Linked DNA regions of Mus musculus: regions 1, 3 and 4 are each linked to region 2. Evidence: chromatin loops called from intact Hi-C (ENCODE). Cell type or tissue: heart. All regions are shown on one strand. Each heading gives the region's core, and the rest is flanking DNA. Links, peaks and the distances in the headings are about the cores only.

Region 1 (8,286 bases), core at 1,337-6,336, 430 kb before region 2:
TCAGCAGAAAGCTGACTGTTTACCTGAGGGGAAAGTTACATTCTAGCCTGTAATGGATATCTTCATAATTAACGAGATTTGTTGTTGTGCCCCACACTTTCTACAAGCACAGATGTTAAAGAAAGGCATCTTGAGAGTTGCACTGAGGTTGGAGCCAGCTTCCTTCTTCAGTTTTATCATGTTTTTGTTAGGGCATGTTGAAGATCTCAAGTAATGGCATCTAGCAGATGCCACCCTATGTTCAGAGCTGGCTGCCTTCTCTGGTGACCCACTCGCCCTGCAACCTCCCCAGCCTCTGACACCAGGCTCTCTGGGAGTGATGGGCTTCTGCCTGAAGGAAGCAGTTTCCAGTGATGTATGGATCTCCTTGGTCAGGTTGCAAGACATAAAAGTGACGTCTATGGGGATGGGGTGGGGGATTTAAAATGGATAATTTTTCAGGCATGCTACAAGGACACATTGCAAAAAGTCTGCTACAAAACAGGAAGGTTTGCTATCACTGAGTACCAACAACTAGTACTTTGGATGTCAGCTTAAATACCTTTCTCTTTTCCAACTGAACATAACCAGGACGATCTCCTGCTGATGATCCTTAATGATTTATAACCGGAAGGGGATAAGATCACTGGATTGTCCTGGAAGCAGGCATGTCTGTGGGTGAATAGGAACGAGAAGGGCTGGCTGGGGTCCTGAGCATGGAAAAGGATATGTGGCGGCAGCAAGGAGACACTTATTGCCCTGAAGTGACTGTGACTTCAGGTATCCCCAGGACTGGGTCTGGCTTTGTACTTGTAGGATCAGTCAATCTGATGCATGGAAAAATGTAAGAAGTAAAACATAAAATGTATTTTTATATTTGATAAATATAGTTTTGTCAATGTCTAGACTAGATATATTATATAGAAAGGAAGGGAAAGGAAATGGATAGGAGATTTTCCAAGTTATTTCTACAAATCAGTTGTTTGCAGCTTCATTTGTCATAAAAGAAGACAGTATTTTCCGTCTTTCACAGATGACAACTGTGTGGGTCAGAAGGATTAGGAAATGTGCCCTATGTTCCCCTAAGTACTCAGTTCGAGCGTGGACGTGCCGGCCAGGGCCAGCTGGATGAAGTACTTGCTTTTTCCAATCTACAGATGCTGCCTAGGGTGTTAGCAAATCTGGATTACAAAAATATTCGAAATGAAATCAAGTCTGTTAAATGTTAGAGACATAAAAAGCTTTGGGTTGTGGTTATCTGTGAATGAAAGGAAAACAGGATGTTTTGCAAGAAAGGGGGGGAGGGAAAGGGAGAAGTGGAAAGAAAGGATGGGGAGGAAGAGAAGAAGGAGGAGACCAGGGAGAGAGGGAGAATGAAGAATATTATGGCCAAGTCACTGAATTTTGCATGACAAAATACAGATGGCCATAAACCATCTACTCACACTTGCACTTGAAACAAAAGCGAGACTCTATTCATTCATATAGAAGTCAATGCTTAACGTGATAGAAGAAACACAAACAGCAAAGAAAGAAGGGCCGGGGACACAGTCCTTGTCAGAGTGCTTGCCCAGCATGTACACGGTCCTGAGCTTAGTCCCTAGCACCACACAGAGAAAAAAAAACAAAGAAAGAGAGAAAGAAAAATAAAAAGGAGGAATGAATGATGAAAGGGACAGGAGAAGAGGAGAAGGGAAAATGAGGGAAGGGAGGGGAAGGCAGAAGAAGAAAGACTGGGAAGGTAACAAAGCAGCAAGATAAAACTGAGAAAAGACCATGAGAAGCAAGGCAAGGTCCCGGCACATGAGCCTGGGAGTCGGACAGAGTGGGCCCAGCCATAGGCAGCCAGTGTTTGTAATGGGAAGTTGACCGGCTTGATGGTAAGTTTTATGCCACTCCCAAGGAAAACTCATGGCTGCCACGGCTGCTTTGATGGGCAGCTTCTCCTCCTCCCCTGTTTACTTATATTGTATTAGGGACACTCCCTTTTATTAGTCTGCATCTCTGCCATCTGATCCCAGGAATTCAATGAGCAATCACACTCAATTTATACTACATATAGGCTCTTTAACCAATAATTCTAATAAAATTATTGCTTTATGAAAAAATGATTTTTTCAAAGTGTTTTACTTCAAAAGATTCCAAAGAAAGCTCTCTCAAAAGACAAGTGTCTAACTATCCTGTCTATACAGCAGAGGCCTGGAGCCTATTGTTGTGTGGCTTTTCATGCTTTAACTACCTTCTGAGAGCTTAAATACACTGTGAAAACAATGAGAGTAGCTTCTTTCATTTATGTGATAAATCTGTCTTTGGCAGTGAGGGTCAAGAACAAATTGTCAATAACTAAAATACTCCTCATTAGTAATATATGATTACCAATAAATGTTTTTTGTTTTGTTTTGCTGAGAACAGTATTTTCCACTTGGAACCAAATAATTGCAATGCAGTAGGTCAGTATTCAAAAGAGACTTCCTAAAGAATGCTACCACGACAGATTATAGGTCAGCTAAGACTTGGTGGCCTTTGGCTCCTGTACATGCTGACTAAATGCTGTAGTATTACTGACCCCTTCCGCTCATGATGTCTGCTTGTTTTCTGGTCTCTATTCTAGAGGATGTGGGCCCATATTACTAAGAGATAGGGTGTGGGAATGACAATGGTGACCATTGGTGTGGGCTACCAATAGCCTTGGAGGCTTCTAGACCAGGTGAAAATAATTTACTGCAGCATCGGACAGCTAGTTCAAGAGTAGTTCTTCAGTATGACTATCCTCTAAATTTGGGGAGATGGTGGCAAAAGCTCATTATCAAGCATTCAAGCAAAGGAGGAGGAGGAAGAGGAGGAAGAGGAGGAGGAAGAGGAGGATGACGACGACGACGACGACAACGACTTTTTTTGGTCCAAGCAATGAGTCACAGTTCTCCCAACACTTTTCAGGATCGACACTACATATGAATTCTTCATGCTTTTAAAGCTCCAAGAGCCTTTGGCTAAGCTCTCACATGTGATTCCTTCAAAAATGCATGTAAACATTGTTACTAATACTACTGGCAGCTAAAAAGAGTGGCGCTGCTGGTATTGTGTATGAATAGTAGAGTTTAAAGAGCTGTTGACTCCATCCCCACAACATACTGACAGTGTGTGAGGACAAGGGCACACAGAGCCTCACTGTTTCTATCTCCAGAGCCTCACATGCAATGACAGAAGTAATGAATGTGAGCTTATGATGCATCATAGAATGACTACTGAGTCCCACTTACAAAGACAGACTGTCCACACACTGACACTGATCTACCCTGTGACACCTGACTTCAGCTAACGGCCATGGGAACAGAACGCACAGCCTGTAATGGAAGTACTGTTCTCTGATTTGGAGAGCTACACTTGTGACTGGTTCCTTCTTGACAATACGGCAACCTTAAAAACTATAAAATAGGACAATGAGGAAAATGTATTCCTATGTTCAAAAATATTGCAAAATAGATATATTAATCCAATATCAAGTAGTTAGCATTGAAAGCATATTCATACAAGTAAAATGAAACAGAATGAGCAGCTTGTACTCCTATTCTTAGGAATACATTAGTTTCTGTAATAAAAATTAAAGAAGTTAGAGACTATGAGTTTGAGAGAGAGGAAGAGGGGATATGTGAGAAGGGTTGGAGGAAATGATGTAATTATATTGTAATTTTAAAAATAGTTGAAAAAGAAGTAGTTACAAAGAAGGTCCAGGGAGATAGCCCAGCAGGTTAAGTGCTTGCTGCCCACGCATGACAACTTGAGTCCAATCACTGGAATCCAAGCAAAACCACCAAGCATGGCGGCCCACATCTGTAAGTGTAGACAGGGAGGATCCCTAGGGCTTGCTGGCCAGCAAGTGGAGCCCAGATGATGAGTTCCAGGCTAATGAGGCATCCTGCCTCAGACAGGAAAAGTGGCCAGAGCTGCAAGAGTGATATCATAGGTAATCTCTAGGTTCTACATGGGCAAACATGCACCTAAACACATGTGTCACACACAAGCAAAGTTCCAAATACAAAAGTCACACGTGTTTGGTAGTGTTTGGTATTTATAAATTAGAGAGGGATAATTTACAATGTTGTTGCATATTCAACCAAAATCCAAGGACTGTGGAGGAAGAAGAAAGACCTCAGCTTTCTGACATGTTTGCCCAAGCCTGGTCTTGAAGCAGAGAAGCTCTGGCCCCTTGGAAGCTGCCTGCCTTGGCTTCCTGAGCTGATCTCATCATACCTGCCTGGCCTTCACAATGAGTGCCCCTGATTTTCAGAAGCATAGTGGGACAGCTTACATGTTGCTCAAAGGCAGACATGAAATCATGCTGCAGTTCACCAGTGCTCAGGCCCTGATAGGTTAAGAATAGTTTTTAGTTTGAGCCAGAAACCCTCAGGGGAACTCATGCAAGAAGCAGAATCCAGGCAGCAGGAAGCATCTGTATTCATCATTCACAGTGACGGGAACCTAGGAAGAGACTGGATCCCAGTGTGTGAACTTACACACGAGAGAGAGGCAGTGCAGGAACTGTAAATCAGCACACACCTTTACAAGTGGCAACACAGGAGTTTTCCCGAATGCATCTTACAAACTATGAAGTAGAACCAGAGTAGGAATGACCTCTCTTTGCAAGCTTGAGGTCACTAACGTTTTGTTTTCCTTTATTATTTTGTAACAGAGCAAGCACACTAAGATGTTAAATCTCTTAAAAGGGGGTTAACCTGGAAACAGCCTAGCTACTTGACTGCTATTTTTAGATCATCCAAGGAGATGCACAGCCAAGACACCATTCCTGTGTTCTCTGGCAAAGTCAGCACTCTGCCTGCATTCTGGGCCGCACGAGCGTCGCCACAGCCGGAGCCTGCTTCTGGAGGCTCTGCTTTCTCATTTGTCTATGCAGTGTTGGTGACTGTGAGTGCACTGAAAAAATCAATTAATAAAGTGAATTAAGCATAATGAATTCTAAATTATTGGAAGAAACATAAAAATGAATTTTAAAATAAGAAGCAGATGAACTGAATGTTAAATGATGGATTTTACCCCTGGAATGATTTTTCCGAGCTCTCCATGTGCCATTTTAGTATGATGAGTCTTAAGATGACAGTTTCTGAGCAGGTAATATTTGACATATGCTCTATGGCTATTGCTCCTGGTGCTTAGGCAACTAATTAAACCTCATGAAATCACATTTCAAACCGAAGCTGCAGTGTGCTTCTTTCTCAACACCAACTCTGAGTATGCGCCTGCTTTCCCAGGCTTTATCCCATGATTGATCACTATTACACTGTGTGCTGTATTTTGCATTCTGTGGCATACAAGCATTAATCTTCGCTCACACTTCAATGGTATAATTCATTAAAACACATAGTTTGTGTTTGGCGCACATATAAGAAGATGTAACCACATAGGAATATGGTATTGTTATGACAAAACACAATTAATAAAACATAAAATGTGTTTTTTGAAGTTATGGTTTTAATTTGCTACTGCAAAAAATATGCTCCTGAGATGCTGAGCGAGGTAACTTCCCAGGAGAGTTGAAATCCATTCCCTTCCCTCCTCTCCATACTGAAGAGATTATGATTAATACTCACTAAATCTCTCCTCCTGGAAAAGGCCCTAGCAAATTTCCAAAACCAAATTTGAACTACTGATAAGGCTGGAGGCCCTAAATTTAGAGTCTACTCTATTTGATTTGTGAATCCCTATCTTGCTTTTCCTGGTCCTCCTTCTTTCTTAATACTATTGCACAGCAGGGGACAGAGCTTGTCAGGAGTGGGGCCAGCCAGAGGCAGCACAAAAGAGCAGGGCCACAGTTGCTCCCAGCGAGCCCTGGAAACAGATGCTGCCATTGGTGCAGGGAGTTCATATGACAGAAAAGCTATCTGTTTGCCACTTGCATTTAACCTGTATTTCAAGGCAACTAGAGAAGACAGTGAACTCATGGTATTGGGTGATGGACACACATCACCCTAAAGCCATATGAGGTGCCAGCAGAATGTGGTGTGTTCATGCAAATTGTGTACACGGTCTTTTCTTAATTCCTCAATCTTCATAAACAAATGTATGAGGGGGAGGTTAGTACAAGTAAAAACAGCATTAATGGGTCTCATATTAATATTTATGCTTTACTATATAAAGACCTTGCGTATATTATGACTCTGCCTTGCAAGCTGAATGAATAACTAATGTTACATTATGTATGGGTACATATTAAGCAGACATGTCTACACTTTCTTAGTTCGGGATATGATTAATGCAGCCTATCAGAAGCCAGATGGTGCAGAACCAGAGGCATCAATCAAAATGAAAAGACCACTGCGTGCTATCCACAATGAGGTTCTCACAAATGGAGATTCTGTTCACAGACCCTAACTGGTAATAGGCAGAAAACGCCAGGAACATAGCTGCACTGTCCCACTGGGATAAAAACTGGTAGCTGGGGCCTGGCTGGATAGAAAATCTGGTGTGGGAATATTGAGCCTGGAGTCCTCAGAACCAAAGCCAGGGAGGCCTGGACAAACCAACAGCCCACCCTTAAGCTTGAAAAAGGAAGCAGCAGCTTTTAAATTATTTTAATAATGTTAATGCTGATGACAGATTCTGTCAGGCAGCACCCATCTCCCATCTGATTTAGGATGGGGCAGTGCCACACAGTAACAAGGCAGCTGCCGCTGCCATCCCACATGTAAACTGGCATCTCACTGCTTTTGGATGGGCTTTATTCTAAACAACCCCAAGTGCTTCGGTGTGACTCTGCAGTCTTTTTCCATGGATCTACGGGAAACAGTTTGAGACTGTTGTGTTTAATACTAATGACTATTTCTGGGGCAGCTGTAGGGAGAAAGGCGGCCGAAGGACATTTCCTGTTCCTTTAATAGCTTTACATAAAACCAACTATAGAAACACAAGGTGCTTTGTCTTCGTAAATGGATCATGTGTACTTAGAAAATGTTGAATGATTCCTATGCCCTATAGGACCTCACAAAAAATGAAAATAAATATACAGGAACTGCCTTGTAATAGCCACTGGAATTCTAGTTCCAGGGAGAGATACATGTGCAAGCAAAGGGAAATTCAAACAAATACAACTTCTTTAGAAGGGTTCTGTGGCAAAAATGTTGATATACTTAAATGGTGTTTTAAAAGTCACAAGCATAAAGGTTAAAAAAGTGAAAGCTTTAATGTGTTGTGTAAAGATAAAAATTATATTGTAAGCAGCTACACTGGAGGGGAGAGGTGAAAACAATGCCATTTCTTTCTGCTTTCATTCCATAGTTTTGAAACAGGACAGAATTTATAACTCATGTAGGATATTTTCCAACCACCGTCTGCTATTACAGGAGCATCTTCATATGAGCATTGCTATAGATTCTGCATAGACATAGGTTCTTGGTTAAGTGTTACTGGGGCACACATATGGAACTGATCCCTGGAGGTGATCTTAGCCAAATGACCCAGAGGTGGTATAAGTAGTTTCTTTAAAGGCAAACATTTCTGGTTTTTCTCCCTCTCTTCCCCCCTCTCTTCTAATAATATAGCAGAGAGGTGTATTTTTGTCTTGATTATTTCCGTAGGGTAGATTTCTCTGAAGCTGAATTATTCTAACTCATGTGAACTTTAAGGCTCCTTCTGAAATTAATATTCTCATCCTATATTATACTGTCAACTCAAAAATCTACATTAAACGTTACAAGGAGAACAATGATTTATAGCTATTTAAATTTATGTTGTTTTAATTATCAGCTGGGTTAGGAATTTTTCTGTGGCTACAAATTTCCATTTTATGTCTTTGATACCTTAGTAAAGATATGCTGTCTATTCATTCATGGGGCTGACAAAATGGCTTAGCAGTTACAGGGTGGCTTGCTGCTCATGCAAAGGAGCCAAGTTCCACTTCAAGCACCCATGCTGGTCTCCTATTACTACAATTCAAGGGGATCCAATGCCTTTTTCTGGCTTCCAAAAGCATCTGAACTCATGTACATGTGACCCCAAACAGAAATGTACACAATATTTTTTTAATTTATAAAAAAGAATCATAGCATGCATTATTTTGGAGTATTGAAATACTCATTGCTTGAGAGCAGTATGTTATATTTCTTTTCTTCTTTTCTTTTTTCTTTTCTTTCTTTTTTTCCAAGACAGAGTTTCTCTGTGTAGCCCTGGCTGTCCTAGAACTCACTCTGTAGACCAGGCTGGCCTCGAACTCAGAAATCGGCCTGCCTCTGCCTCTCAAGTGCTGGGATTAAAGGGGTGAGCCACCACACCCAGTACATTATATTTCTTTATAAA
Region 2 (8,286 bases), core at 1,150-6,149:
ATGTTTGTGTTTACTGAAGTTCCACTGGGTTGAACCCCTCTCTTCAAAGAGCTGAGAAAGCTTTATTGACTGAGTTCTAAAACACCTCTGAGCCAGTCACTGCTGGGTCACAATACTAGTTTTCAAATTCCAACACTAATTCATTACAATTATATAACCATATAGTCATAATTGTTATAAGTAATGCACACATTTCTATACACAATTTTGAAAAAATAATTTTATTCCTTTTACAATGTTTTTATCATACATGTGCCAAAAAAATGTTTTTATTATTAATTAAATTATTACATGACTATATAAACATTAACTGCATTCATAAAGGTATTTACATTTCAAAAATATTAAAGCATGTATTCAAAACAATATTTATGTATGTGACAATGGGGGGGTTCATCACTGAAAACTGCAAAAAGCTTTTTCCTTATTGCGGAGGGGATCTCAGCCTTCATCACTGCAGCCTGCACCTGCCTCACACCTGGCCTAAGTCACAAGAGGCTACAGTGAGCTGTGACGGGTAAGCTTCAAGCTCACCCACTCGAGGATCTGTGCCTTAAACTGATGAGGTCTGTACACCACCTTCACTCTTTTTCAATAATTTCACAAAGTTTTATGAAATCACAACATATTTCTCTAGGACACCCTCAGAGTTCAGGCCTTCATTTCTGTCTGCTAACAATTCAGCTCTCACGTGGAAAGCAGAAGATATGACAGTGGTCTGCCCGTGCCCTTGAATTACTCATTGTCAATTTTACTCAAATTACCATCAGCCAATAGTTCTTCAGAGAATGACTTTTTAAATCACAGCTAAAAGCTATCAAAATGGAGACACCTTATAAGGTTACCAAGACAGCAACAGAAAACAAATTAAACAAAACAAAGCCAGAAGCTGAAGGGTGCGTTGAGTGCTGCTCTGGGGCTGGGGACACAGGGCATCTGCTAAGTGCTGGCCTGCAGCACACAAAGAGCCGGGCCAGACCCAGCATTGCTGGAACTGGGATACAGGAGAAGCTATCTTACACTGGACACTGCTCTTCTATGAAAGCAAATCATAACAACGATTGTTAAATACCTCAGAAACATCTTCAGTCCAATGGCAAGCCTTGTCACTAGAAACAGACATGGATGGAGAGACTTAGAGACCACTAAATGAAAGCCTAACTGTCGGAAGGCTGTGGCTCCCCACAGCTCGCCTTCACTCCTCAGGGGCCGGTGTGCGCCCGCCAGGTCTTCTCTAGAGATAATCGCCTTCCCTATTTCTGAGTGGTAGGTGAAAATTCCATTCTGAAGGCCCTTAGATTTATTTCTCTGTTTTATTCCCTGAGAAATAAAAAGGGGGGGAATGAGAAAATGCCATTCTTCTCCCCACCTTCTACTATACCCTTTACCACCATTGCAAATAATTCAACTTCTGAACACAAGGAACACGCTAAACCCTACCCTGATGAGCACACAAACCAACAGGAACATATGTAACCGTATTTTATCAAGTTTAAAGGTCCATCGAGATTGCTACAGTCAATTCCAGCCCATTAAACAGAAAGCAATTACTGCTTCCAATTTAATAAGAATGGATTAAACTGGATTTCTGATTCAATACCATTTGTAAAAGTGTCCATGTCAGGAAGAGTGATGGCGTGCGATCTTATCTCAGACATGTCAAGACTAAGCCAAGTGGACCTGACAGCACCTAAATAGGACTCTACTGAAAGCTCCAGACGTTCACATGCATACATACCACTTAGTTCACTGTTACAATAGACTTCTGTGTTAAAGTTGGAAAGCAATTATTAACATTCATCATATTCAAAAGTCAGTTCTACTTGATCACTAACCCACATATAATGCACATTTTAAAAATTCCTATTTTGTGTGTGGTACCCTGTGCAATGGCACTTGTAATTCAAACACACATGGACACTGCTCATGCTAGCTCATTTAATCCTCCACTTCTACCAAAGGCAGTGCTCAGGACTAATCACAGGACTCAGAGGACTAACACGGGACGATCACTGTAAGCTTAAGGCTAGCCTGGGCTATACAGTAAGACTCTGTCAGGGAGAGAGAGGGAAAGAGAAAGGGAATGGGAGAGGGGGAGGTGAAGAGGGAGGGGGAGGGGAAAGGGAGTGGGAGAGGGAGAGAGCTAGCTGGCTAGCAATTAAGCTAATAGAAGATATTACCTGATTTTACCCTTATTTTACAGTGTGAGTGTTAAAAGTTGGGTACTTCAGCTCTGATTTGCTGACCAAGTATCTCTGAAATGTCCAAGCTGAGTAAGATGGAAAGACTTCACCAAAGGAAAGGAAAAATGGGTGAATCACACTTAGGTGGGGACTGGCTAAGAAGTCACTATTTCAGTAAGCAGAAATATACTAAACAGCAGTGGTGCCAAAGCGTTGTGGCTTATGGAGAGGAGGGTCTAAGATGATCAGGTTCATGAAAACAATGTTAAGGCACAACTACCACCACTAAGAAAGCCCTCAGATTACCATAAATATAATACATACCAAAGAGTATATATAAACCTGTACCAAGATTCTAGGCCCCTCTTACATCAACCCTCAAACCCACGTCAAGTCAGAGGGGAATGTGAAAGTGCAGAGTTCAACTCTTTCTGCTTTACCATTTCCTAACCCTGTTTAATAAACAGGTCTGAGAATTCATGAGGCACTCAAGATGGACCCATGCCACTGTTTTTAGTAAGCCTGAAAGTAAGAGAGTCATAAAGTAACAAATAGTTTTTCCTCAGATTCAAAAATCCCACCTTAATATATTCCTACGGAAAGCCACAACCAGACACTAGGACGAGCAGTGAAAGCGACCAAGACCAGTTGAAGCTGTCAGCCCATCATTGGATAATCACACATCTGATTTGCTGCGCACTGCATCTCAGATTAACAAGAGCTCACATGGCCTCTGAAAAGGTCAATTTGCCAAGTTCTTATATAAATACTGTTAAAAATAGAAAAAAAGCAGAGAAAAATTAAATGTTAGGTAACTTAATGACTTCTAATCATTTTATTAGATGATCATTTGTAACATGGAATTCATGTTCAGGGGTCATAACACCACTAAGTGATCGCATGATGCAATACTGCCATCTGCTGTTCAAAAGCTAGAAACACATCTTATTTTTAACACAAACCTTCTGAAGGCCAGAGTGTTGAACATACTCAACTACTAATGTCCCTGAAGTTTTTAGACCCAAAATTAAAGAAGGCAACAAAAAATAAAAATAAAAAAATTAAGTATGTTTTAAATGATGCTTTCATGGTAATTTGTCATCTACTCATTTTCTTAAGAAAGAAAACTACAATTTAAACACAGGCTATTTCTACATAAATTACTCAAGAACACTGTACAATATTTTTAAGCATAATCTGAACTTTATTAAGCAATTAAATAGGTATCAGATTTCTGAAAGTATATGGATATGTGTTTTATTTGTCTCATAAAACCTCTAACATGTAGGTAGAACACAGTGTAGCAGGCCAGAAGTTTTTTAAAGCCTCAATCTCCTGATACAGTTCCCCTTTCAATCAAGTTTATTCAGGAAAACAGCATATGGCTGGCTTTGCTGCTCACAAGCTACACAAAGCTGAAGTTTAGGTCAAATGTTAACAGCATGAAGAACAAACTGCAAGCTCACAAGGAGAAACAGGAGAATGGTAACAGTATCACAATTTTAATAGTGGGAAAATTGGGAAAGCAGGTTTTCACTCTGTATCAAATGACTCACTAGCATGGAAGTCTAACCATTGCTGGCCATTCATTTTAGACAAATGATAAGCGTCTTCAGAGCGAGGACCCAGAACCAAGAACTAGAGAATTCACTTACTCCTTTAAAAATAGTGAAGATTCTGAGAGAATCCCTGTCTTGAAAAACAAAAAACAAAAAATGAAGATTCTAATCAATCATTCAAATTCTGGAGACCAAACCAGATTTTCCAACTAATCCTTCAAGAAAGCCAACATTCTCCTCAATCATTCAAGATTATTTAAACATAAGGAGAATACTGCTTGAAGTACAAAGGACACAGGAAAGGCCCACACTCCTTGGTTTGTACAGATGACACAGTATAGGACAAATCAGGGCTGCTTAGCATTCTGTCCAAAATGAGTTTGGGCACTTCCTAAGAAGCCAAATATGGGGAAATTTCTCAGCCAACTAGACAAATAAATCAAATATATATATTTGATTTGATATATATATTAATTATTTCTGTGCTGCCTGAAAAACAAACATGTATATAAAGAAGAAACAGAAACTAACAGAGAAATCACGAAAGTAGCTCTGTGAGGAGTGTCAACCTAGCACTCCAGAATCCCTAAGTTCAAATCCAAGCATAGCCTAAGTTTGTAATCTCAGCCACTTCAAAGAGGCAACAAATCATTGTGTATCCCACTTTATACCTCGGCAACAAAGTCTTAAACACCCTTCTAAATATAGTTATAGTTCAATAAGGTACTACAAAATATTTGTGTGTGTGTGCATGTATGAGTATATATGCAAATGCATGTGTGCACAGTAACACATGCAAATGCATGTGTGCACAGTAACACATGCAAATGCATGTGTGCACAGTAACACATGCAAATGTATGAGCATGTGTGTGGAGGCAAGTGGACAGCCTCTCACTGGCCTAGACCTTGCCAAGCAAGCATGGCAAGAGACCCAGGAATCTGTCTGTCTGCCTCCCCAGAGCTAGGGTCACCAAAGCACAGCACTTCACTGGGTGCTTTGTTCTGTTTTGTTTGGATTTTGGTTTTGCTCATGTCTTTGTTTTAAGTAGATAACAGAGCTGAATCTCGGTCCTGTGCACCACACAAGTGAGTGAGTTATCTCCCCAGCCCAAGTACTTCAAAATTTCAACAAAATATTTAATACAGAGAACATAGATTATAGAAACGTGAATAGAAAATACTCAGTAGTTTTTATAATATAAAGTATAACTCTTTATAAGAAGCCATTTTTTTCTCAACAACTTTCATGCAAGATCTTATAGTAATTCAGGCAAAATTTATTGGCAAACAAAGTAAATTATATGTAGGATGTTTAATATTTTTATTTTAATAGGAAAAATACTGGCCATGGTATTTCAGTAGAGCTGTGCAGCACGTGACCACAGTGCTCTCCTTCTGAAGTGGGCCACCCAGTCCTGGTGGCACAACGGTCCTGCTATATTTCTCAAAGATACATTTGTCCCTTGAGGCCACAGAGAATTATGCATAGCATCCAGCAATTAATTAAATATATCAATGGCCTTTCAAATTGTAACATTGTGATGCCCTATTATATAAATGGCTTTATATAATAAAAATCTTTCCAAATGATAGTCATTATTAACACACACATACATGCAAACACATATATGCACACTCTAATGACTTTCACTAAAGTCTTTAGTTTTATTTGGACATTATGTCTGTTCACTACAATTTTTCTCTTTTAAAAATGTATTCTTGCTGGGGGCTGGTGAAATGGCTCAGTGGTTAAGAGCACTGACTGCTATTCCCGAGGTCCTGAGTTCAAATCCCAGCAACCACATGTTGGCTCACAACCACCCGTAATGAGATCTGACGCCCTCTTCTGGTGTGTCTGAAGACAGCTACAGTGTACTTACATATACTAATAAATAAAACTTAAAAAAAAGAAAAAAGAAAAAAGAAAAAGCCGGGTGTGGTGGCCCCATGCCTTTAATTAAAAAAAAAAAAATGTATTCTTGGAGTTATGTACAATCAAGCTGTTGGCCAATGCAGATTGGTGCCAAGACTACAGAACTATATACTGCTCTCCACAAGCTTAGAGTAAAGCCCTACTGCTGAAGACAACAACTCACTGCACGTGGAGGAGTCCAACTATTGCCTACCTAGAGCCTTGACTCCTACTGACTAAACAGTCACAGAACCAGAAGACATTCTGCATGCTACCAAAGGAGAAAGGTAGACACCAACTAAGCAACAAATTCTTTGAGCACCGTTGTAACGGTGCTCTACATGCAAAATGTGCTAATGCAATAATGGCAGGAGACTCGTAGGACAAACCAAGTAACGTCTGATTAGATCTGAGTCCCACTCCATGAGATGAACCTGTCTCTGATTCTGCTCATGTGTCCAAGAACTTGGAATAGCTAGACCAGGGATATAGGAGATCCAAATACTACTCTTCTGCTAAAGGAAAATAACAATAAAACAATACTTAATGACATTCTGCTATATTCATAGATTAGCATCTTCCTCAGTCAGCATCAGCTGTGGATGAGAATAAACAGAGACTCACAACTGGACAATAAGCATACAGTAAGAGACCTTGGAACACTCAACCCTACATGGGGTCTCTCCATTAATTCCCTCCCCTCAGGGCTCAGGGAACCCTGCAGAAGAGGCAAAAAGATTGTAAGAGCCAGAGGGGGTGGAGAACACCAAAGAAGCAGGTCTTCAAAAGACAGCAAGATGCACATATGAACTCATAGAGACTGTGATTGCACTTATAGGTCCTGTAAAGGTCTAAGCCAGATGGGGTCCCAGCAGTGAGAGGCGAAGTAGACACATGCCCATACCCTAGTCCAGAAGCTATCTCCAATTGCTAACTGCTCAGAAAGGAAAAGAACATTTGATCCAATGGAGTCTAGTCACTACTCTTAGGGCTAAGCCTCATTCACATCCAGCAGTAGATGGCCAACATAAAACAAATTCAATAGAATTTTTGGAGGTTCTCGGTCTCATAATGTTTTTTCAGGGCTGTTTTTTTACCCTTACAGGTCCTTTGCATGTGTGCATGCATGTATAAATGACATCCCATTTTGTATTTTTATGGAGTTCCTGCGTGTGTGATGTTTCTTGAGCTTTATCTCAGACACTTTTCCTTTTGGTTTGCTTGTTTGTTTGTTCTGTCCTAGTCTGGTTTGTTTGTATTTTTTATTTTATTTACTTACTTATTGCCTCTTTGTATCCTAATGAGAGAAAGGGTTTCCACCCTGGGCGAGTGGGGAAGTGGGGAAATCTGGGAGGAGCTGGGGGAGGAGAAATATAATCAGAAAACATGGGTTTTGTTGGTTTTTTAAAAATCTTTTCAATTAAAAGCAAGAAAAAATTACTTTGCATAAAAAAGGGGGTGAGGGATATAACTGGTATTCAATAACACTGATCATCTTCCACAACTTAAACCACTCACAATCAGAGTGTATATCATTTATAACCCTCTTAGGAGTGCTGGGACCAAAGGCATGTATCGCCACACCCAGCTTACTCTGTGTCTTAATGTAACTTATCATCTAGGTAAGCTTGATATGTTCGTGTGACGTGACAAAAGCACAAGCCAGCAAAGGAAACTGAGATAACCAGGCAACATTTGCTGTCACTGCGGTTTTTAAGTAACTTTATGTAACAAGCATTACTTCTGTCAACATCAACACAAACTAAAAATTTCATTTTAATAACCTAATCAGTAATGTGATCCTTGTATGCATTTCCTATATAAAATTCTCCATACATGAATCAAATACATGAAACTGACCTCAGGCACACAAGTTAAAGATACTTCGCATTGAGTGGCCAAAGCCCAGGAGTACGCTATACACCTGAGTCAGTCCACTGTGCTGTCTCCCTACACGAGAGAGTTCCTCAAATCAAACACAAAATGCTACAGTATTTCTAAAATACAGATTATAAAAGTTTTTAACTACAGCAGATCCTACTTTTCTCTATTATTAAAAGAGAAAGCAAGAATCCATTAGAAATAAGCATTGCCCAAGACAACCTCTAAGATTTAAGCAATATAAAGATTCTTCCTTTTGTGTCTCCACAAGTTCCTAGAACTCTACCCACGAATACACAGTATGCTCACAACATACTTGCCAACTGATTAAGCTATATACAAAGATACAAAGGAACCATCAAGAATGTAACAGCCTAGAGATGTTTACGCTTTCTGCAACTAGGACACCCAAGATAAAGACTCAGTTCTGACTTCCATAAGATGGTCCACAAGCACACAGTCCCCTCATGTGCCTATGAGAACTCAACCGGGGGCGGACTTTCCCACAAACCATCATGCACATGCAATACCCATGAGCAACAGGTATAACTACACATTAGCATAACTGTTGTGAATGCGGGACCCACCTAGGGAAGCCAGGCTCATATTTTACTAGAACTACGTACCCAGTTGTAATGAGTTTTTTGATAGAACTGTATTATGAGGGAGTCTGAAGAGACCCAGAAAGCATACGAAGTACTGCTGCTCTATGAGCTGAGGCCAGCCTGGTCCTCACAGAGGAAAGAGAC
Region 3 (8,286 bases), core at 2,233-7,232, 210 kb before region 2:
CTATGAACAAGCCCCTGGAATAAATGTGAATCAAGCATCTGTGGGGTGGATTGCTAGAGCCTGGATTTAGCAGAAGTGAGGATCTGGGTTCCAGTACAAAAAAAAAAAACCAAAACCAAAACAAAACAAAACAAAACAAAACAAACACAAACACCCAAAACAACAGGAGTCATCCTAGCTTCGTACAAATGAAGACAGAAGTGCTCATCCCACAGGAGCTAAGACAATGCAGCGTGTAGTCAGCAACACCTATTCTCCAGCATAAATAAGGTCTTTGGTTTAAAATCTCTGCATCTCCCTCAGTCAGTCTGAGAGCATGGAGCCAGGCTTCCTGTCCGCACTGGCCTCTGCCTGTGTCTGCATGCCCACTGTCACTCATCTGTTCTGTGTCTCATCTTCTTGCTGTGTCACCTCATGATGACTTGTTCTGTTTCAAATTCTGGAACTCAATTCCCAGTACTATGCTGGGATCCCTGGGAGGCCAGTGTGCTTGCTGACTCTTCCTCAAGTGTTCTCATGGACCTGGGATTCCCCTCTACTGGCATTCACTGAAGTCAGCACTGTTCTAGGCAAGCTGCCAGGGCAGGCTCTAATGCTCCTTCAGGGACCCTGCTCTGGTTATTGTCCCATCCAGATGAAGGGCAATGACAAGGTCTGGGACAATCTTGATAGAAGCCACTGACACTTCTGACTGGGGTTGCTTCTTAAAAGATCCCACACCAAAGGAAAGGGTGTGGAAAGAAAAGTGGGCAGAAGGAAAGTGGAAGAAGCATTTAAACAAAACACATGAGGACTGATAAGGCTACATACTGTGTAGAAAAGCTTTCTATACTTGGTAAATTTTACATTGGAGTCACGTGGTGTTTGTGCACTGTCATGTGACACGTATCACCAGCTCTGTGGAGCGCGAGTACTCTCTGTCCAACTCTGTGGAGCATGAGTACACCATGCCCAACTCTGCCGAGCGTGAGTATCTTATGTCCAACTCTGTGAAACACACGTATTGAGGACATATTAATTTAAAAGCAGGTGTGGAAATCAAGCAACAGTTCTCTACTGTCGTATTCAATAACAGAAGTGAAGCCACTCCATGAAAAACCGCTTGTGAAAACACATTAAAAAGGAAAAATGAGTGATATTCTAAAACATTCCTAATAGAAAAGCCAGAAAATATAAATAATACATTAGGAATTCAAAATATTCTTCACTCAACTGCTCTTCCACACATTGTTGATGAGATACTTTTAATTCTAGATTTCCATTGAATAAGATAGACTAATCCTTATCTGTCAAAAAAAAAAAAACCCTTGCTATTGTTAGTAACCTTAGACGCAACAATTCTAAAGTGCATACTTCTGTGAACATGTCACAACACGACCAACTCGAGCAGTAAGTCTATGTCTAACTTCTAATAGGAGGGGCTTCTTAGAATACAGAAGAAAGTCACAGTGCCAAAGCACTGAAGGGGCTTTTTGATGTTTCAGTCACCAGGAACTGTGCTGACCAATCGCTTCAACACTTTAAAATAAGGGAATTCATAGTAGACACTTTCAATTGTCCATAAGTAATTAAGTAACTGTCCAAGAGGAAGACAGAGCCAGGTTCTTTAACAGTCAGAATACAAAAGATCTTTGAGGGCTCCCCACTGAAAGCCAAAACAAAAGCGAGGTGGCTGCTCAACTGCACAGATGCAGGAAACCCTCCACCTACCCTGGCTGTGGTGACACAAGAGAAAGCGCAGCGCACCTACACATCTTGTGAGCTGGCCATTGGCCAAGAAACACTAACCAGCTCAGGAGCAGGGAGATTAGACTGAACTCAGGAGTCCGCCCCAAGGTCTGCTAGAGCACATTTAGGACAGCGCTCTTAAACTACAGAGACAGAAAAAAGAAAGAAAGAAAGAAAGGAAGGAAGGGAGGGAGGGAGGGAGGGAGGGAGGGAGGGAGGGAGGGAGGGAGGGAGGGAGAGAGAGAGAGAGAAAAGAAAGAAAGAAAGAAAGAAAGAAAGAAAGAAAGAAAGAAAGAAAGAAAGAAAGAAAGAAAGAAAGAAAGAGAGAGAGAAAGAAAGAAGAAGAAATACCATGGTGGTTCACAAATCATGAGTTCCCAAAAGACTGGAACCCAGAATATACTGATGCAATAGCATGGTCTCTTCCAAAACCTTAGATATTGTAAGTTTGAGAATAATTTAAAAACCATAGTTCTATTCTAAAACATAACTCGTGTAATCTGTTAGTAATGGAGAGGGGCAGCGTGAGAATCCTCATGTGACTGAGGCTGCTCTTTCTCCTGGATTCTTGGTTAAGAATACATTTGAATATGCAAACCCACTTGAGAATAAAACATGAACACTGAATGTAAATTACTGAAACAGTGTGCTGCAACCCTTTTAAATACTTTAATCCTTACTTTTTGAAAAAAATCAGTTGCTACTGTATAAAAATGTTTCGAAGCTTCAAGTGTGACAAAATAATAAGCTCTTAGAGCTAAGTCTTGGAGAAGCTACACTGCCACTGCCCATATACTTCTGCACCAAGGTATCATCATGCAATGGAAAAATGAATGCAATAAATAACTTCAACAGGATACAGGTAGAGGCAGACTTGGCTGTTAATTAGCACCTACTGTGTCTCCTCATTAGCTTTTTAAAGGACTTCTCAAAAAAAAAAAAAAAAAAAAAGGGCCAAGTGTTTGAACTACCAAATACAGGAGATGCTATCATCAGATGAAGAACTCTTCCTTCAGGTAATAAAGATCTATCTGCTGCTGAGGCTGAAAGCCCAAGCAAGAGAAAATGGAGCACCAGAGCACAGCAGAAGTGAGGTCCCAGCACGATGAAGCCTTTGGCTTCCTAAGACCAGGATTCTGCGCCCTCAGCACTGACTACTGATTCCCTCCAAACGCCAGAATTTCGCTTATAACTCAGCATCGTCTTCCACTATGCCCTTTCTGGGCTTCTGTCTCCTGCGTGTTAAAAATTACACAATACAGACTGCTGCTCTAGCCCCCTTATGTCACGCCTATGAGCTTCATTCTTTATTGCAAAAGGCTGCATTCATGGTTTTTCACTCCCATGGATTTCATCCCCACTCCCTTTACCTGAAAGAATTATTTTTATGGCCAGTATCCATCAATTCCCAGGCCTTTAAAAGGATTTGGTAGAAATGGTAGCTAATAATAAGAAAAGAAGAGGCTCATATGCTTGCCTGATACAAAATTAGGCATCTTATATAATAAGGATGCAAGCAGCATTACCTGGATCTCTCATAAAGGAAACTAAAGCTCAAAAGGATTATAAATTGTGCCCAAAGGTACACAGAAGCCAAGTCACTCAATTTCTTCCTTCTTTTTTTCTTGATGTGATACTGGAGACCACAGCCAGGAGCTTAAGCAAGTTGGCCTTGTGCTATTATCACCCCACAGCACAAACTGAATTCTTCATTCCTCTAATAACACAAAAACTAACTCTGTGTGAGAATACAAACTGATTGCATGATCCTTTAAAAGCCTTACAGCTGTGCCTGGTGGGGCTCCTTGCTGAGTATGAGCCCTAACTATACGACAGTGGGGATTTAAGTTCAAATCCTCAACACTCCTGTAAAAAGCTAGATATAGCTACCCATGCAACTATAAACTGCGCAGTGTTGCTGGATGGAGACAGGAAGACTGCTCAAGTGTTTGGGCCACCAGCCTAGCTCCAGGTTCAATGAGGGACACTAACTCAAAGGAATAAGGAGGAGACACATAAAGTAAGGCACAATGCTCTGGCCTTTCCATATGCCCAGGCGTCTATACACACCACTGGCATACACCCACAAATAAACAAATGCAGCCACCTTCATACACAAGCGGCAATTTTTACTGTGCCACACCCTTTAACACAGTGCTCGTAGTCCACTAAAACACCAACAAAAAAATGCTTGGTGCTACTGGAGATCTCACAATGGACTGGACAAGCTACCAAACCATAATTTAGTATAGTTGGAGGCGTGCTATGCAGGTAGGTCAGCAGGAAAACACACACAGGGAATGAGAAGACATCATGCCTAGCAACAACAACGTTCTCTAAAGCTAAACTGCTTTGTACTGGCACTACTAGTTTTTATGTTATTTATTTTTGAGGTAGCATCATTTCCCCTTCCCTATCTTCCCTCTGAATACTTCCATACATCTTTCATTGTTATTTTGAAATTAATGGCCTCCTTTCCATTCATTTGTTCACACACACACACACACACACACACACCCCTAAAGGCACAAGCACAGTCTGAACAGTCTATAGAATGTTTGTCTGTATGTTTGCAGGGCTGACCAGTGCTTTGGATAACCAAGTTGGTAGCTCCTCCCTAGAGCAGACTATTTCTCCCTCTCTCAGCGTGTCCTAATTGCCTGCAGTTTCTTGTGTAGGTTTCAAGTCTCGCTGGCTTTCCCCCAGCATCATCAGCATGTTTGCTGCTGTTGTCCGTTTCAGCTCTTGTTTATGTAGTTGTGTTGGTGAGACATGGATCTGGCTTCTGACATTCCTAGGAGACACAATCTCACCAGAAACTCCCTGTTCCTCTTGGCTCTCGAAAGCTTTCCACTCCTGTTTCTGCAGTGATAACTGAGCCTTAAAGGCGCAGGAGCTGTACTGTAGACTGAGCTCCACAGCTCTGTGTTTTGAACATTGTGGCTTTCTGGAAAAGTCTGTGTTGAAGAGAACTTTCTAGTGATGTTAGATGGCCACTACATACACCAGTGGGGATACAGACCCACTGTTACAATTTTTTAAAAAACAAAGATAAATACCAAAATAAAAAGAATGCCAAAATTGCATATGCATACAATTACAAGAAGCTCATATTTTACTTACATTTAGTTCTCCGGAGACCAGAAAGAACCACTGAAGTTTCTGGAACCTATTTGCATACATATCCCCAAATTCCCTTATAAGTCTAAAAAAACTCGTTTAAAATGTACAAAAACAAAAATGGCAAGAAAACATCTTTGTTCAATTGAATATTGCCCTGGTTAGTGAATATATCAGCTGATGGTGTGTAGAGTAAAAATCACACATAGGTGGTGGCAATAATCCCAGGTCAATTTCTCATGTTTTCTATTTATATCTCACAGCTTGCTTCTGGGAAGTAGTCTTATGCCCCCAGCACCAGAAACTGTTTTACAGAGGTGTATATTAAACAGCAAGATAAAAGATAAGCAAGAAGCAAGTCCATCTACCATGATATATGTATGAATGTACTGAACATTCCTAGAGAGATACTGCTTTATGCTGAAAAATAGAACATTTTTCTTCTAGAGATTTGTAACAAGCTTGTGAACAGGACCATTTGAGACAGTCCAAGCATCAAGACACAAAAAGATTACAGAGCAGGCATACTACAAAGGCCTTGTAGAAGGGGCCGTGTAGAAAACTGCTTACACTTCTGAGTTTGTGGAAAAATCAAACAAAAAAAATAGAAATAAAAAACTTCAAGCATAATACTCATCAAGGTCATTCTCTAATTTTACAGCTAAAAAATAAATACAACACAATTTTGCTAATAGAACCCAAGAAGAAAACACAGATTGGAAATACAGCTTTCTTCCTGGCTAAAGACAGCATTACCATATGCACAGGTCCCATCAGAACCAGTAAACCTGCAAAGAATTTAGAAGTGTAGACCAGAGGGAGCAGGGAGGAAGCGTGGCACTGCCAATGCTCTGGGGAAAGAGAATCCCTTTGAGTTGAGTTGTTTTATTTTAAATGGTTATTTGTATCATACTTTGAAAACTGGTCTCAAATGTTTCTAAAATTCATTTTATTTAAACACAATCTTCTTGAATCACACCATATAAATGCATTATCTTCGTAAGCAGAGCATGAAGAGTGAGACCTCCACAGCATCTCACCACCTTCAGAAACCAGTGGAATTGCTACGTCAGAGCCAAAGACCAACAGATGCCATGTTTTCTCTTCTTACTGACTCTTTATTTATTTGTAGAAATAAAAAGGGAGACATACAATTATTATCAACTCACTTTTTTTATGGAAAAAGATTTACAATATTTATTCTCTCTCTCTCTCTCTCTCTCTCTCTCTCTCTCTCTCTCTCTCTCTCTCTCTCTCTGTGTGTGTGTGTGTGTGTGTGTGTGTGTGTGAATGTATATCACTATGTATGTGAGTGTTCCTGGAGGCCAGAAGAAACATTAAGATCCCCTAGAGCTAGAGTTACACATGGCTATGAGCCACCCAACATGATGCTGGGAACCAACTATGGTCCTCCATAAGGGAACCAAATATTCATAACTGCTGAGTCATCTCTCTAGTCTACTGTCAACTTATTTCTGTTGGTGGTATTTGTTGTTGTTATTGTTATAAATTAAAAAACAATTCACACTGAAGATAATGCATCAGGAGCTGAAGAGATGGCTCCATAATTTAGAGCACTTTCTGGTCTTGCAAAGACCTAGGTCTGGTTCCCAACATCCACATGGCAGCTCACAATCACCCCTGACCCCAGTCCCATCAGATGCATGTGCTCAACTCAAAGGGGACCATGCACATAAACAGTGACCAGGCAAACACACATATGCATAAAATAAAATCAATAAACATAAACAAATTCTTAATGCAAATAACTTATCAAAAAACTTGCTGATGCACAGCAGTACTGGCAGGCCTACAGATCTTGGCCTCATTCAGAAATCAAAACTGTCTCTGCCAGTGCACTCTCATGATTTATAGAGTCAGATGGTAGGGTTAAACATAGGGCGAATCTTATACTTACTTTCTTTATTTTAGTCTTTGGGGACCTTAAAAACATTTTCCCAGATCCCCGCTAACGGGATTCTACCTGCTGCTGAGGTGATCTTTTTATGTTAAAGTCTATGACCAAAGTTGAGAGCTGAAACCTTATATTGCATGAACACAAACACTATGGTATAAAGAGAAATTAGCCAGATAGACCTAAAATAATGAACAACTGTAATATTATGGAGAAACTTTGCATATGAAGAAGTTAGGATAAATTTTTGTTGACCATATAAAAGAATGGAGGATTTTTTTTTTTTTTTTTTTTTTTTTTTTTTTTTTTTTGGACAGGGGTGTCTCTGTATAGCCCTGGCTGTCCTGGAACTCATTTTGTAGACCAGGCTAGCCTCGAATTCAGAAACCTGCCTGCCTCTGCCTCCCAAGTGCTGGGATTAAAGGCGGGATTTTTGTTTTTTGTTTTGATTTGAGGATCTCTGTTGACTGACTCTGAAGAAAAGAAAACACAAAATTCTACAAGTGGTAGAGATGGGAAGTAACACAGTGGCTATAGAAAATAACTTGACAGTTCCTTAAAAAGGCAGAGTTCCCTAAAAAAGAAATATGATATGATCCAGGAACACCATAGAAACAAAAGAACTATACACAAACACTTACATACAGACTTGCTCAAGAATGTTTACAGTAAATATTGCTCTCATAGCAAAAATGCAAAGAAACACAAATATTGATCAGAATTAGAATATACAAAGTAAATCTGGTAGGTACATAGAATTGTATCTGGCCTTGGAAAATGAAATCTGTCACATGCTATCCCTAGGGAGAAGCATAAATGTACAACACTAAGTGTAAAAAGCAAATCACAAAAGGAAAAAGGATGTGACTCCAACTGAAAAGTAAGTAGTGTAGCCAAAATCAGGTGCAGAAAGTGGGTGAGTACCAGGGATGAAGACAAGAGGGATCAGGGATGCTGCTGTTTCATGAACAGAATCTAAGCTTGGGGAAATAGAAAGACTCTGGAGTCAAATGGTGGGGAGGGCCTCTCAATAAACAATAAGACAGGGTAAGTGCTCCCAAACTATACAACCAAGAGAAGTAAAATGCTTCATTTTAAGGTAGGCACACACACACTCACTCACACACACACACACACACACACACACACACACACACAAGTTGAAATAAGGAGAAAAGGTCTCCCTCTCTAATCCAGGATAGCCACTTGCTAATATAGTCCAGGTTAGACTCAAACTCACTATCATCCTTTCACCTTAACTTTCTGAGTACTGGAGTTGTAAATATGAGTCACCATGTGTGGTTTGAAACACATAGACTAATAAAGAGGCTGGAAAGAAAGCTTAGTTGATAAAACACTTGTCTAGTCCCAGGCTAGTTAGAGACATCTCTCAAAAAATCGTATGTGTGGTTGATCTCTGAGAGGGGGGGGGGAGGTGGGGAGGGGAGGGGAGGGGAGGGGAGGGGAGGGGAGGAGGGGAGGAGGGGAGGGGAGGAGGGGAGGAGGGGAGGAGGGGAGAAAAA
Region 4 (8,286 bases), core at 1,605-6,604, 640 kb before region 2:
TAATAATTATTCTTCTAATGTTTTAATCAAAGGCAGCAGCCTGTCTCTCCCCTCATCTATATTCAAGCCACCACACTTTGTAGGTGTTAATCTCCACGCCTCCAGGCTGTTAGGAGGGAGAGGAAATTGGCAGTCCCTGAACTACAGAAGCCTGGAGGAGAACAGTACCTAGCATTGCCCTTAATTATCTCGATTATGCTAATACATGTTGTTTGTCTACAGCTAGGAGAGGACAGGAACAGGGAGGCAATCAGAAGCGTTGCTTTTTAGGAAGATTTGGCCAATGCAGGTTTAATAATTTAAAAAAAAATGTAAAGATGGATTTCGTATTTAGTAGAATGAAAGAACAAACTAAGACTCTGTCATGATAATCCCAGCTAGCATGTGCTTTCTTAATCGCTTGCCCAACATTAGTGAGCAAACAGATATGTCCAGTATATGCGAAAACATACGCATATTAGACACAATGGGCGGTACAGGCGGGGGCAAAGTATTTACTTTCCAGGAGCTCAATAAGTACATGAAAATTAAACTAGATAAGATGAAAAATTGGTGTCACATTTATTCAAATTCAATTGAAACACATTTTGAGCTATCTATCCATGCAAAAGATAATGATGCTATTTAGCATTCGCAGCCCCAACTCAAATCATTTTCAGAACAGAATGCAAATATGTACGAGTCTTTATTTGTTTTCTGTTATTGTTGTTATTGTTTTCATTTCAATATCAAAGTAATTAAACTCCTTACAAACAAACAATTCCCCCCCCTCAAAAAAAAAAAAAAAACAAAAAACAAAAAACAAAATCCCTAAGGGTGTATTTGAGCTCTTGGTTTGAGGGGTATCGTGCCCATCTCCACTGCAGGAGTAAGAGGCAGCTTCCTTTCTCGGCTTGAATCAGTGCAGGACTCTTTGTTATCCATATTCAGGGTAGGTCTTCCTTCTTCCCTTAAACTTTTCTACAAACATCCTAGAAGACCCGCCCAGAAGGGGCTCTCCTTGGTGCTTCAGTGAAGCTTGCAAAGATGAATAATCATCAGCGGCTGGGCCGCTCTTCTAATTCCTTTTCAAACAACCCAGGTCTGATCCAGCCGAGGCTACCCAGCTAGACACAAGCCAGTCGCTATTGAGGCCTCAATAGTCACACACATGCAGGGTGTGTCACTGTATCTGGGACAGAAGAGAGGGAGGAGAGCCTGTACTATTCCTTTTTTTTCCAGCCTCTTCGGCGGTTGCTAGGCCCTGTGGCAACTATCCGGAAGGCAAGCTTTTCTCTGACTATGGCCTGAGCTGTCTGAGCTACACATAGCCCAGTCATGCTGGGATAGGAAGCAAGCAGGAATTTGTGGGGATGCCCAGGCTTTGGACAATCTTCTGTCTGCTGAGTTAATGCCAGCCAGGCTGCTTAAGTTCAACAGCCTGTTCCACGTGCCTCTGTGCTGTGGCTTATGGGAGAGTGAGGGAAAACAGGAAGAAGGGGGCCTGCCTGTGTAGATATGGGCAGACTACCATTCTTCCCGAGGCACCAGGAGAACTGGAGCCTTCTTCCTGAAGGCTAAAGGACCTCTTGGAAGGGTCCTTCACCTCCAAAGATTGAGCAATGCAGGAAGAGGTAACTGTAATCAAAGGCCTGGGTTTCTACCTTGATTCTTCCACTAGCCAGCCAGGTGATGTAAGCCAATCTCTACTCACTAAGTGGCTGGCTGAACTAGGCAGGGCTTTTCACCAGCTACAGGGGTTAGTAGGTCCCTAGGCTAAGTTTCTTACCTGTAAGATGGCGCTAGCACAACACTCTCTTTCATTTGGGTTATTTTATGAAGATTAAGCAAACAAACAAACAAACCCAAAAGCACACCAAAAATATGTAAAACATGTTATGAGCAGTCAATGTTGTATCTTTTTTGTTTTGTTTTGTTTTTTATTTTTTCTCTCTTTTTCTGCTTCTCAATGCTGTCTAGTTTTCTGGAAGAGAAAAATACAGCGTCCTCAAACATTTTTTTTTCCAATCCACAGTAAACCCAAGATGCTCTAGTGGAGAGTGGTCTATGTCCTTCATCATATATTGGAACTTAACTCCACAGGGGGGAAAACGAATTATCTCTTTGAAAAAAAATTTTTTTAATTCTGATTAAAACTGAAACCAGATCATCATATGATCAGCCCTCCAAATCCACAGGCTCCACACTTTCATGAAGTCAACTAAAGGCAGATTGAAATATTTGAAAACAAAGCAAAACAAAACCAACTGAACAACTGCACCTCTGTGGACCAAGTATGGGCTTTTTCTTGCCGTTCCCTAAATAATACAACAGGAGAGCTGCCTGTCCCACATCTGTATTGCATTCTGAGTAACCTATGGATGATTTCAAGTGTGTTCGAGGGTCTGTGCCGTTTATGTACAAATACCACGCCCTTCACAAAGAGGGATCGTGAGCACCTGCAGAGTTTGCTGTCTCGTGGTCTGGGGCGGGAGTTTGGAAACAGTTCTTCAACAACAACCAAGGACTACCTAAAAGGACCCACCGATTTGCCCAATTCCTTATTTGCACAGAGGCTGGGATAGCGGGAGGGACGCTGTGCTCTGAGGCTGGTGTAGAGGAGTAAGAGCTGAAGGATATGGGGTGGGAGTCCCCCTTGTTGGTATTCTGTCTGAACTCCACCCCCACAGTTCCTGGCAACAGCCAGGTATGCTCCTCCCCAGTTACCTAGCAATGATCAGATAGGTCTGGCCCACTATACAAGGGGCTGCTTGCCCCCTCTTTCCTCTCTTGTCCCTCTTGTTCTCTTACTCTCTTACTCCTGCTTCTCACTTGCCCCCTTCTCCCCCCCCTCTCTCCGCATCCCGCCCCCCATCTCCCCGCGGTCATGGCTGGCCTCTACTTCTCTATTCTCTCCCTCTCTCTGCCTTTCTTTCTACCTTTACTACTCTCTTAACTACCCTCGTCATGCCCTGAATAAACTCTAGTTGGTCTCTCAGGGGCAAGGGATGCCTCGGCACGGACCCGCTGAGGGACCTCCTTCCCCAATACCTTCCTCCACACACCTCAGAACCTATGTTAATATTTCTTTATTTTTTTTTATGATCACAATACCTCTTCTCACAGGGGAGTGTGTGTGTGTGTGGGGGGGGGGGGGGAGGAACAGAAGTCTCTCTTCTCAGCTCTCCTTTTCTTCTGACGCTACTGGGGCAGAGCCCAGGGTAGCTGATCTCCTCACAACAGTATTGTAACTGTTGCACAATGGCCAAATATGAGTTTAGAAGTCCCCTGAGACGGGAATCCTGTCACCATAGGTTTTTCTTTCTTTCTCTTGTTTGTTTGGAAATAGGCCTGCCTAGCTTTAACCTTAAAATCTTCCTGCCTCAGCCTCCTGAATGCTGGGATTACAGATTCGAGTTAGTATACTAGATCTATTCTGGACCTATTTGTCTGATATCATGTACTTGTTCATTTTTGCAGCACTGGGAACCAAACCCAAAGCCTTATGCCTCCTGGACAGGCATGCTACTGAGATGTGAGCTAGTTCTTCTGTAGACTGTATGGGATGTGCTGGGGGAGTGGGGGAGAGGCAAGGATGGGGCGCGGGGCCCCATACTAACAACTGTAAATTGCCTGTATACATTGCAGTGAGACGGAGGCTGAGTTAAAGAGAAGGTTTGGGGTTAAAATGGCAGAGTCTGAAGCAGTGTGGAGTATGGCGAGGAGGGTATTCGGTAACCTAGCTAGCTAGACAGATAAGAAAAAAGGAAGGGCTCTGGGCCAGTGACAGCAATCCAGCTGGCTCCTCTGAAAGCCCTTGAGGAATGTATGCAAGGCACCCTTGTCCTGCTTTTAATGCAGCTAATTGTGACAGAAGGCACCATAAGTAAGGATGGCTTCTAACCAGATCTGAGAGGCTGCCTCACAGACAGGGGTCTAAATATGAGCTAACCAAGAAAAGACTGCAGCCACATCTTGGAAACAAAGACAGCCTAATATAACCAACAGCATTCGGGACATCTACAAGGTCAGAGGCAGTGCTGCCGGCCAAGGGCCAAGAGACTGACAACTAGCAGACAGTCAAGGTCAAAGCAGGAAACGGAGACGGACAGAGGGAGATTTGATTACCTCTAACTGTGTGGGCAGCACATGACGTGAACAGTGTGTGAGCAGCTCTCTGGTTGGACCAGAGGGATAGCATAGAGTCAGCCCTCCATTGGGCTGGCTCATAATGGCCCAAAGAATCAGCCAGTCACAGAGATAACTTCCAGTTTCTGCTTCACGCTTCTAAATTCCCCAGACTATGAAGCTCTGAAGTTTTTACCTCTTTTGGAACTCACTCCTCAAGAATTTCTCTCTTTCTTAATTCCTTTTTTAAAAAATCATCACTAAAACACACTATTTGGCCTAACTTAAACATGTCAAAAAATTCTCATAAATGAAACAGCAAAAAAAAAAAAAAAAAAAAGGAAAATTCTGTGTCTTAACTTCTTAAATGTACACACGCTTTATACCTAATGCTGTTTCTACAAAACCAGTATTTCTAGTTTTTTTTTTTTTTAAAGTAAACTGTATTCCTAACTTCCTGTCCCATTTTCTGTATTTCTGCTACCAGAGTCCTTGGAGATCTCCTGAACAATGGCCTGGGGGATCATTCCTAGGGTGACACCTCCTTTCACTCTGCAGAATCCCTTTTCTCTCTCTCTTTTAAAACAACCATGGATGCCTAATCCAGCCTCCTGTCTTTACACACAAGCAAACAGAGAGAGCAAAGCTTTGGCTGGTATCCCCAGAGGCAGACCTGGGCCTGGAATCCGAGCAGAGATTCTTTCTACCATAGTGTGACCTGTAACTATAGTTTCACCTGTCTTCAAACTTGCTGCGTAGCTGAGGAGGACCTTGAACTTTTGATGGCCTCCTCTGCCTCCCGAGTCCTGAGATGATAGGTGTGTACCCCCACACTTAGTCTACGTAGTGTTGGCTTTGATATGTGCAGAAGACTACAGGTGCCCACCGAGGCCAGAGCTACCCTAGAGCTAGAGTTACAGGCCGCCCTGAGCCACCTGAAATAAGGGCTGGGAATTAAACTCAGGTCTTCTGCTAGAGCAAGATGGTAGTTGGAGTGAGAAATGTCCTTCATAGGCTCAATTATTTGAATACTTAGTCCTCCAGAATACTTAACTGTTTGGGACGTTATAGGACCTTTAGAATGTGAAGGTTTGCTGGAGGAAGTATGTCACCAAGTATCAAGCTCTGCAAATGTATAACTTCAGCATCCTTCCTGTCTACTCTCTCAGCTTCTTTCTCCAGTCACTGCCCCACTTCTCCTGCCATTATGGACTCTTATCTCTCTAGAACCATAAGCCAAAATAAAGTCTGCCTTCCATAAGTTGCTTTAGTCAAGGTCTTTGACCATAGTGAACATAGCCTGAAAGCAGTGTGAGTTCTTAATGATGCCGACATCTCTCCAGCCCTGTGACTGAGTTTGTAAAAGCTATTTAGTAGTACGCACTGTTGTCAAGTTTTATCCTGAATATTTATTCTCCTAAAGCCAGCAGGCTATCAGACTCATTAGTGCCTGCAGTGTTTACACCAAAGCCTCTGTGTGTTGGTGGCCAATGAAAACAGCAATTACCATAAAGTTAATAAGGACTATCAATGGCTACTGTGATGACAGGCCATGGTCTGCAAGGGATGAGTGGGGGATGATTTGATTTGTGGTCAATTATTTACCCAGATTGAGACATAAAGCTTTTGTTAAGCGAGGAAAGATTAGATCAGGTTGAGAAGCAACTGGGAGCAGTCTTTCGTCTCGGGGCTCAAACCCAAACTGTACATGTTGACCTGTAGCCACATCCTATGCTCTATGGCTCGACCTTCCTGTAGACTCTAGGCTGCCCACTGCTTTTAGTGGCTACAGGGGAAGACTCTACCCATCACAGTTGCACCACTTCTTCTCTGAGAAGAATTAGAACTGTGGATAGGAGGGAGATTTCAAACCCAAGGTGAAAGCAGGAGAAAACAATGGGGTCTAGTGACTGCAACTTCCTATTCAGGGCACCAACATGAGTTTTAGGTTTAAGCATCGGAAGGATGGGCAGGGCTCAAGAAAGATTGGGTTATTAAATAGTTCTGATTGCAGTGTGATGTTCTTTATCATTATCTTAGCTCCAGTTCTTCAAGATGATGTAATATATTATTAATCTTTTAATCATAGGCATAGCCCAAGGTGTAGGGCCAATCTATTCCCCACAAGATCTAGACTGGGGTAGACATTTCCACCATAGAAGATTATTCTCATTTGGGTAGGGGCAGAGGGTGAACTGGGGGTGAACGGTCCTGCTGAGTCATCATTGCTCAGAGGTAGCTTTAGTCCCTTGTCCAAAAAAAAAATGTGGATGGATGGGTCTGTCTTGTCCTTGAAATTTATGGTGACTCAGGAGGAAAGGGTAAAGATGGTTACTCATGTCTCTGCCTTCATCCTTGACAGGACACAGGACACCTGAGGAAGATGGAGTCAAAGTAAAGGAGACAGACTCTACATAAAGGTGGAAATATCAGGCTTTCATCCTTGTTTTAATTACCTTGGTGTCCCAAGTGAGGAGTCTGTATTCTCCAGCAAGGGTAGCTTCCAAGTGTCTGCTTCCCTGCTGCAGCAGATATGGGAGCAAAGACAATAGGCAAGGGTTTCTGCTTTGTGAATACAAACTCTCACTTCTTTCCTTTCCCAGTCCTTTCACTGTGAGCTGTGAGAGACTGGCTGTACAGACCAGTATGAAAAGAATGCTAGTCGATAAGCCTTGTCTCATTATGTTTTCCTCTACACATAAGAGCTGGCTAGCACCTGGGCTGTCTTGGGCCAAGTATCAATGCCTACAGAGTGTTCTAGGAACTGACTCTTTTTTTTTTTTTTTGTACCCTCTTTTATAACTTGCCTTCAACAGCTCATCAGGGGACTTTCCCCTTCGTGTTCGGCAGTTAGCATTGAGTCTCCTTGGCAGGCCCCCAGTAACTGCAGAATCTCACACCTGCCAGTGCTGGAAAGTTCTGGAAACAGAGACTCTGTGCCAGACATTCCTTTGGAGCAATTCACTTCATCCTGTGCCTCATCCTGGCCATTAGATGAGCCAACAATTTCTTGAACTTGGTGAGACTTTCTGCAGCTCTAGTGTGTAGTGGGGATGTTTGAGAATGGATGTGAATGCTGACCCCAAAGGCTTCTTGCCAGCGCTGTTGCTGGCTCTCTCAGCAGCCTCATGTTAGCACGTCATCTGCAGCATCCTAAAGCACCCCTCCCGTCCTCCCCATTTGTCATTTATGACAACACTGAAAAGTTGAGTGTAAAGGACAAGAAACATGCTCAGGTATTTACATCATGCCAGACTTCACACAAGGCATTTTGCTCTCTTTATACCCCCATGCTCCTTACCTCGTGATCATCGAGGCAAATGAAGGAAAAGTTCCCATCACACAGATGAAAAACTGCAAGGCCAGAGAGCAGAATGTTCCAGAACTGAAATTTAACTCCTTTTCTTGCCAACATATATAATATATTTGAATAATATTTCACATTGACAACAATAAGTGGTCATTGTGTCCACGACCCATTAATTACCTATGCTGTGTGTATGTGGCATGGTGTATGTGTGCATGTGCGCGTGTGCATATGCATGTTCACACGTGTGTATGTGCATATGGAGGCCAGAAATAGATGTCAAGTATTTTTCTTCATCACTCTCCATGCTGTTTGCTGAGGCAGGCTCTCTGACTGCACTCAGAGCTTCTGATTTGGCTAGACTAGCTGGCCAATCTACCCTAGGGATCCCGACTCTGCCTCTCAGACGCTGCGATGAAAAGCAGACCACCAGGCCCACACCAGCTTTTATATGGGTCAACTCGTGGGACTTGAATCTTCATATGTACACTGAGGATGTTTCATCCACTGAGCTGCCCCCACCTTCCTATTATTTATGCTTTGGAAGGCCCCTTTGGGGCAGGTCATGGATACTGCACATTAAAAGCAAAGAAGGGCTCCCTCCTTAGAACTTCTTAAACACAAACACCCTCCACCTTCCCTGGAGTATTTGATATGTTCTATTAAAACTATGTTCTATTATGATTTGTGCTGGAGACATGTGCCAGTAGCTAAGAGAACTGGCAGTTCTTTCAGAGGTCTTGGGTTTGATTCCTAGCATCCACATGAGGTCTCATGACTCCACCACGGATTGTATGTGGAGGTCAAAGGACAACTTGCAGGAATCTGTTCTTTTCTTCCACCACGTGGGCCCCAGGGATTGAGATCAGGCC

The links. Peaks named below come from ENCODE experiments on the same cell type or tissue, not always from the same donor. Only the 100,000 strongest peaks of a DNase experiment are listed, where the experiment ranks them.
Region 1: a loop joins it to region 2, with 2.6 times the contacts of the local background. A loop is called at or near these places in 3 of 42 quality-filtered maps.
Region 3: it touches region 2 in a loop (2.2-fold over the local background); 2 of 42 quality-filtered maps call a loop at or near these places.
Region 4: it touches region 2 in a loop (2.7-fold over the local background); 3 of 42 quality-filtered maps call a loop at or near these places.

The regions. Positions count from the first base shown.
Region 1 is chr13:29,410,273-29,418,558 of GRCm38, forward strand. The region is part of intron 13 of Cdkal1 (CDK5 regulatory subunit associated protein 1-like 1); the gene reads right to left. Among named protein-coding and RNA genes, the nearest start is that of A330102I10Rik, 400 kb to the left of the region's middle. In heart, for the core only: no CTCF peak of the experiment used is centred there; a DNase peak (open chromatin) is centred at 4,409; H3K27ac peaks cover 1,421 bases.
Region 2 is chr13:29,835,751-29,844,036 of GRCm38, forward strand. The region is part of intron 4 of Cdkal1 (CDK5 regulatory subunit associated protein 1-like 1); the gene reads right to left. Among named protein-coding and RNA genes, the nearest start is that of Cdkal1, 16 kb to the right of the region's middle. In heart, for the core only: a CTCF peak has its summit at 3,098 (motif pointing left); no DNase peak of the experiment used is centred there.
Region 3 is chr13:29,627,073-29,635,358 of GRCm38, forward strand. The region is part of intron 8 of Cdkal1 (CDK5 regulatory subunit associated protein 1-like 1); the gene reads right to left. Among named protein-coding and RNA genes, the nearest start is that of Cdkal1, 220 kb to the right of the region's middle. In heart, for the core only: no CTCF peak of the experiment used is centred there; a DNase peak (open chromatin) is centred at 4,499; H3K27ac peaks cover 2,010 bases.
Region 4 is chr13:29,195,787-29,204,072 of GRCm38, forward strand. It overlaps a transcript of Cdkal1 not described here. Among named protein-coding and RNA genes, the nearest start is that of A330102I10Rik, 180 kb to the left of the region's middle. In heart, for the core only: no CTCF peak of the experiment used is centred there; a DNase peak (open chromatin) is centred at 4,095; H3K27ac peaks cover 2,428 bases.